Linked DNA regions of Mus musculus: region 1 is linked to region 2. The links are chromatin contacts, found by Hi-C or POLR2A ChIA-PET in ENCODE. All regions are on one chromosome and are shown on one strand. The core of a region is the stretch at or near the end of the contact, and the rest is flanking DNA. Distances in the headings are between cores, read along the strand shown. Region 1 overlaps Serinc5 (serine incorporator 5). Region 2 holds the start of Zfyve16 (zinc finger, FYVE domain containing 16).

The links. A loop is a pair of places that touch in the nucleus more often than their neighbours do. ChIA-PET counts read pairs that join two places held with the same protein, here RNA polymerase II (POLR2A).
Region 1: a map of T-helper 17 cell shows a loop between it and region 2 (2.8-fold over the local background). The contact joins the enhancer-like site here to the promoter of Zfyve16 in region 2. A Hi-C loop is called at or near these places in 1 of 37 maps with a recorded cell type or tissue (T-helper 17 cell). POLR2A ChIA-PET finds 5 or more read pairs at or near these places in 1 of 5 experiments (Patski).

The regions. Positions count from the first base shown.
Region 1 is chr13:92,629,817-92,633,282 of GRCm38, reverse strand. The region is part of intron 1 of Serinc5 (serine incorporator 5); the gene reads right to left. Among named protein-coding and RNA genes, the nearest start is that of Serinc5, 20 kb to the right of the region's middle. Within about 2 kb of position 2,051, at least 1 of the 3 ENCODE cell types and tissues checked has a DNase peak (open chromatin) inside an H3K27ac peak, as active enhancers do.
Region 2 is chr13:92,528,758-92,532,306 of GRCm38, reverse strand. It overlaps Zfyve16 (zinc finger, FYVE domain containing 16), which reads left to right and starts at 1,497. Exons shown (of 18, transcript NM_173392.4): 1 at 1,497-1,608.

The sequences.
Region 1 (3,466 bases), core at 802-3,301, 100 kb before region 2:
AGGTTGTCCTACAAATTACACACACACATGCACACATGATACACATACATAAAGCAACCTCACATTTAGAACCATAAACTAATAGAAGAGATTCTTTCCTTTAATGAAAAAAAGATGGGTGGGGCACTTGTCTTTGTGTGCAGGCACAAGAGGCCACAGATCTCCCCGGAGCTGGAGTTACAGGCAGCCATAAGGCAGCTGATGCAGTGCAGGGAACCAAGCTCAGGATTTTCGGAAGAGTGAGTGCTCTTTACTACAGATCCATCTCCCCAGATCCTAGAGGAGGGCAAATATTCAGAAGACAGGAGAAAAATCAGCAGGCTTTGCTCTCAGACAGGGTAATACTCGGCTCTTCCCACCTCCCTATCTTCACCCCTCAGTACCTGCCTCCTGCAGTGCCTTCTCCCCCACATGCAACTGTGCCCTTACATCCTATCCGTGTATGCTCCTAGCTTGTGACCTCTACATTCCAGCTCCCACGTGCCCCTCCATGGCCAATTGTATTTCCCAATGCTGAAAAATCTGTCAAATTCTGTTGCATTTCCCAGACTCCTCATTAGAAACTTGACAGTGAATATGTGGATGGTAACAAATATCCACTTCCCGTTGTGGCCTCTGCTGTAGGAGGTCCTGGGGCAGGCAGGCAGGCCCAATGGTCTAAACAGGACTACTCCATAAACTGCAGTCAAAGAAACTGACTTACTGTGTGCATTTGTTTTTAATGAATTCTACCATGGTAAAAAGACACCACGTATCTGTTTTTGGCATAGAGTCCTCATAACACTAAGGCAATAGAGTTGTAAATCTGAGGCCAACCTAGGCTACAGAGTGAGTTCCAGGACAGCCTGGACTGTTTGGCTAGTTTTTGAGTTTGGTGGTAGATAAGTACATAAAAATAAATTTGATAATGAAAAGTGTAAACTCCAACGTGATACTCCACAGCTTCGTATCGGCTGCTCTAACAGTACAGCGCTCAATGAGATGTGTAGGCTTTTATGTGTATAGGAGTGGGGAAGCAATACGCATGCGGAGGTTCCAGGACCACTTGCAGGAGTCAGTTCTCTCCTCCAACCAGATAGGTCCCAGGAAATGAACTCAGGTCACCTGGTTTGTGAGCCATCTCATGAGCCCTCACCCCCTCTCATGTAGACCGATTTACTTTGCATGGTCCTATCAGATCCCTCTACTCTGAAGACCCTACACAAGCCCATCTATCTCTCCTTTCCCAGAGAGCAAAGGCTCCAAAGCTGAGGTGTGTAACTCTCCACAAGCTGCGAAGAAGGCCACCTTAGGAGGGATGTCACCCTAAGAAGCTAAGCACTGATTCACAAGTTGTGGCTAAGTGGCTAAGCGGATAAGCCTTTCATGTATATTATCCTAGATAGCCAGTGAAGATACTCCAGCAGACAAACTGCTTTAAGGATTCTGTCAGCTCTAAAACAAAAACAGCAAGGCAATGGAGTTAAGTCAAAAGTGCTCCAGGGTCCTTACACAACACTAGCAAAGCCATGGATACAGAATCCAAGTCAGACAAGTTTCATTACTATGGTTACAAAGCACTGCCGTTGTTTCTGGGCACACCACTGTACATCAGAGCATGAAGTCAGGAACAAAAGACCAAATTCCTCCTTGGTTCCTGTGAACCAAGATCAGAGCCAACTGTGAGAGCTAGCCCTCCATTAAAGTACAACAGAGTCCAAGAACAAAAAGCTGGGGAGAATTCCACCAAGACTCTACAAGCTTTGTTTCAAAATGCAATTAGTCAGTCTATAAAAATGTTGTGTAAACAGAAGTCCAGTTTTCCTTCGGCTCTTCGTCTTCTCATAAACACGGCTCGAGGTTGTATATGCGCTTGTCCTACTTCTCTCTTGACTAGACACGGTTTCGTGAGGAGCAAAGAATGCTATCTAGTCACTTATTCCTACTGGAACATGACTTCAAACCACAGTGCTTAAAACTTACTCTGTGATACAAGCCCAGTCCAACTAAGTTTTTCCGCAGCAGCTGCTTTCCAAACACTTCAGCAACTTTAATCTCAAGGCAAACTACAGAAGAAAGGCCTAGAGCAAAAGCCTCCTCCCTTAAGATGCTGACAGATGCTTTACATAAGCAGACCAAACCACGGATTGAATTTCCTACGCGTACACTGACTACTACCCTGATTTGCAGGTTATACTGTAAAAATCATTTAAAATTATCATTCATAAGAAAATAAAATAATCATTAATATATAAACTAGACACTGTAGGTAAGGTTTTACAATGCTCTTTTACTAGGGCTGCAGAGGGTCCCTTCTGATCACTTAGAAAGCCTAGAATTTGAGGACAATTACAGTGGCCTAGTTTAGTAATTTGACCAATAATACTGCTCTCAACACTCAATCAAAACACTGAACTCCACTGACAAACAGCAATATGAAATGAAAATTTACCAGCACAGCTGTCTGCCCTGGGGTGACAGCACAGCAGCCTGCCTTTCTTAGTATAGGGGTGAACACCTGTAATTCCAGGATTTGAGAAGCTGAAGCAAGAAGACTACAGTGAGTTCAAGGCCAGCTACTCTGCAAATACACAGTTCCAGGCCAGCCTCAGCTATAGGTAAGATCCTGTCTGGGAGGGAAAAGAATTTCTGTCATCCCAGCACTAAAAAGGAGAGCCAGGAGGATGGCTACAAGTTCATAGCCAGTCTGAGCTAACAGCAAGTAACAGGCTATCTTAGTTACTGTTCTATTGCAGTGAAGAGACATCATGATCATGGCAACTTTTATGAAAGAAAGCATTTAACTGGTGGCTTGCTTACAGTTTCAGAGGCTTGGTCCACTGTCATCATGGCTAAGAATGGTGGCATGCATGGCACTGAAGCAATAGCTGAGAGCTACATCCTGAGACAACATTGGACCTGGCTTGGTCTTCTGAAACCTCAAACCCCACCCCCAGTGACACACTTCCTCCATCAAAGCCACACCTACTCCAACAAGGCACACTTCCTAATCCTTCTAATCTTTTCAAATAGTGCCACTCCCTGTTGACTTAGCATTCAAATATATAAGCCTATGAGGACCATTCTTATTCAAACTGACAACATGGGCCAACCAGGGCTACATAGCAAGACTATGCGTGCGTGCGTGCGTGCATGCGTGCGTGCGTGTGTGTGTGTGTGTGTGTGTGTGTGTGTGTGTATCTGTCTGTCTGTCTGTCTATCTGTCTTATACAGCTCAGACTACAAGTAGCCATGCCATCAGAATCACTGTCTTACCTCCACTGAGATTTTAAGGATGATTATATTAAAACACTTGGGCAAGTACTAAGTGAAGTTGATGCGACTCATAGTCTACTCACTGCCTGACACCCTCTATGGGAAATCTACTGTCAATGTTTACATGGAAAACACCAGTCAGGGAGCAAGCACTGGGGTAGGGGTATGAGTTTATCTCTTTAGCTCAGAGATTAGTCAGAACCTGTTTTCC
Region 2 (3,549 bases), core at 248-2,747:
ATAGGGGACTGGATTCATAGTTTCAATATCAAGAACATACTTCAAGAATAGGAGTGAGGCAAGAAAGACAGACAGACTGCTCTCCCTCTCAGGTCCCCATTGGTTTCTGTCTTTCCTTCTGGAAGTTCTGTCTTTACCTTGCTTCTCCTTACAGGTGTTCCTGGGGAGGGAATTTGGGCTACTGTACCTGGCTACTAAGCAGGTTCTTTCAAAAGTCCTACTTTATATGTGAATTTGTGTTAACTTATATCCACACCAGGATATGAGAGTATCCACACTATTCTCACCAATGAATTCATCTATAAATTAAGCAAATTGGTAAAACAGATTTATGGAGAATACACTGTTTCTGCTATATTAAGTTTGAACATCAATAAAATGTGGTAGACATGCTATTTTGTGAACTGATTTGCATATACTTTAAAATGTTGTTTTGTTCATTTAAAATAACTCTTATTTGTCCTTACATTGTACTATATACTTTTGCCCCTAATTTGTATGCACAAGCCACTGCTTCTGAATTGAGGTTCCAAAAAGACGACGGCCCCATTTTATCTGTGACAGTGTCCAACGTATAAAAGTGAAAATACACACTGTACTTTGTAGAATTATTCTTATATTTTTGGTTGTGAGACTAGCCTTTAACGGCTGAGCCATCTCTCCAGCCCTTGTGGAATTATTCTTAAGATTAATTAGCTAATGTAAGCGAAGCATCTCTTTTGCATTGTCTGTCAAAGAACAGGCCAGTCACCTTACACAACCAAAAGTTTTGCTCTTGGCAAAAATCAGAGTTTAGAAGGGGAACCAGAAGTAGAGATGCAGAATCTCTGAAAGATAAACTACAGTTGCCAATTACTGAATTGAGGACCTGAGCTCTGACTGTGAAGTCTCTTGAGTACAAATCACAGCAGCGATAACGCTTGTAATCTCTCGAAAGCCTAGGCGAGCCAGCAGTCCCCAAGCTGGTCCGGATACTAATTTTCTCTTCGCTCTCTTTGAATTTTAGAAAACTCGTGGTGAAAATGCGAAGGCCGAAGCAGAGAGCGCGCGCGAGGCATCGGGCATCTCCTTCCGAGAGGGTAGCTGGCTTCTGGTTTTAGACAGCAGCCGCTCTGGAGGCTACAGAGGGTTGGAAATGCAGAAGTACAGCCAGAAGTGCAGGGCGGCGTCGGCCAATCCGCTCACCCAAGGACCGGCATTTAGGAGCTGCCCGGAGGTGAGATACAGTGTCGGCCGCTGGATTTGGCTGGTGCAAACCGGAGTGCCGGGTCAGCTGAGCTGTGGCACTAGTCACCTCCTGAGGCCAGCAGAAGAGCGTCCTTGGAACAGCGTCCGAGCGCAGGATCCCAACGGAGTCGCCTGGCCACTTCCGGCGCGCCCGCGTGGACTGGCTCGGACCCGAGCAGCGCGCATGCGCATAGATCAAGCCTCCCGGAGGGGGCGTGGCAGCGGGAAGCATTCTCTGCGCCTGCGCCCTTCTCTGCTAGGTCGGCTGGGGACGAGCTCTAGGCTGGCGTCGCGCTGTCCTGGGTGTCGTGGCCGGGTTACTCTTCACGCCTCACTGCGGCGTCGCGTCGAGTCCCCGAGAGCTCGGCGGGGTGTGGGGAGGTAAGAGCCTCGGAGCCGCCACCGGCCTCTCCTCAGCGTACTGCGGGCGGAGGGGCGGGGCGGCCTCGGACTCGCTAGGCTGCGACGGCCCGGCCTCGCCTTCCTCCGGGACCCGCCTGCCACCCTGGGCTCTGTGCGGCCGAGATACCCGACCCCATCGCGGGCTGGGCTGGGCCGGGTCGGGCCGCACTGGATCCCGCGAGTCCCCGCGGCGCCTGTTGTCGCCGCCTCCTCCGTTTCACTGATGCCTCAGTGTTCGCTCGCTGTCTTTGGTGCCTCTGAAGAGATGACCTTAACTTTTAACAGTTAACCTGTTTGTGCGACCGTGATTGCAATTTGTTACATTCCAGACTCATGTTCTTGGTTAGCCATGTCAGAAAACCAGCCCGTAAATTTAAATATTAACTTCATCTTTTAATTCAAAGAATAAGTTGGTGATGTCATCCGGTTCCGTCACTTACTCGGCTGAGTTTGGCATTTCTCGAGTTGGCAAAAGTTTAGTGGTTTGATCGTGTCTGTCCGATTTTTCACATAACTTCTTTTTTCCCCCTTCTCTTTGATATTAAACTACACATTTAGTGGCAAGCTATTTAAAAATTAGAGGAGGGAATTAGGAATGAGCTAGTCACCATTCCACCGTGCAAAAGTAACCAGCCGCTTACCATTTTGACATTTTTCTTTGTCCTTTTTTTTTTTTTTTTTTTTTTTTTTTGGCCCCTGTTGCATTTTAAACTTAAAATGATAAGAGTGTTGCTCACCTTTCCCATGTTTTTAAAAGCTGTACACATATACCCATTACATTTTTTTACTATACACATAATAATATGAGCAAAAACAATCTTTTGAAGTAGCTACCTTACAAATAAAACTAATTTTTTTGTCCCCAGTCATAATGCCAATTACACATAGTATCCTATATGGTTGAAGATAATGACAATTGAAAAATATTCAAGAAAATGTAATTGTTAATGCAGAATATTTACCATTTTGAAAATTAAAACTCTGGAAATTCTTTTTTTTCTTCACATATTCACTTAAAAATAGTCATACAATGAAGCAAATACTTTATTATATTAAAAAATCTTGGTTGTTTTTAAATTCTAATTCTAATGTACATTGAACATTTTCTTCATGATCATATTACTGTCTTTCACAATTTTATACCCCTTACAGTCTAGTGTCCAACTGCCTTCTAATATATTTTTATTATTTTTATATTGTTAGAATATTTTATATCATTTTTAAGGAAAATAATAAAATTATCTCCTTTTCTCTTTTTAAGTAAAATGTAGAGAGACATAATTTAGCTTTGAAAGGCTTACATAATCCCTACACTAGATTTAGTTTAGTACTTGTTCCTCCGTATTTTCCCCCTTGCTAATACTATTTTAACAATTTTTGTGGAAAATGGATTTATGTTGTACAGAGTTTTGTGATTTTCTTTCTTTCAGCGTTGTGTATTGGATAGTTCTACAGAAGTATGTGTAACCCAGGTCATAGCTTTATGCACACAGGTTTAGGGATCATTAGTTGTTTCATGTCAGGCTTCTATATTCTTCTGTATCTTTTCCTAGGTCGCTTCCATTCACAGTGGTGCATTACTGATTTACAAATCTTTATCTCAGAATCCTCTCTGTATTCCAGGTTCTTACATTCAACAGTGTCTTGGACATCTTCCCCGGGATGTTCTCAAGGTACTTCAGGCAGTAGTCCAGAAGGTGTTTTCCTTCTTCCTGCTCCTCTTGAGTTGCCTGTGATGGTCAATGCATTGCTATTGGTTTCCCCAGTCACCCAGCGTGGGGATCTGTTGGTAATGCCAGCCTTCCCCTTTGTTTCCGTCTCCAAGAGACTACTACTGTACAGATAAGAGCTACTTATCTGTTTCATCTTCACCTTGGTCTCTGTTTATGTCCTCATTGTCTCTCACCTTAGCAATTCTAG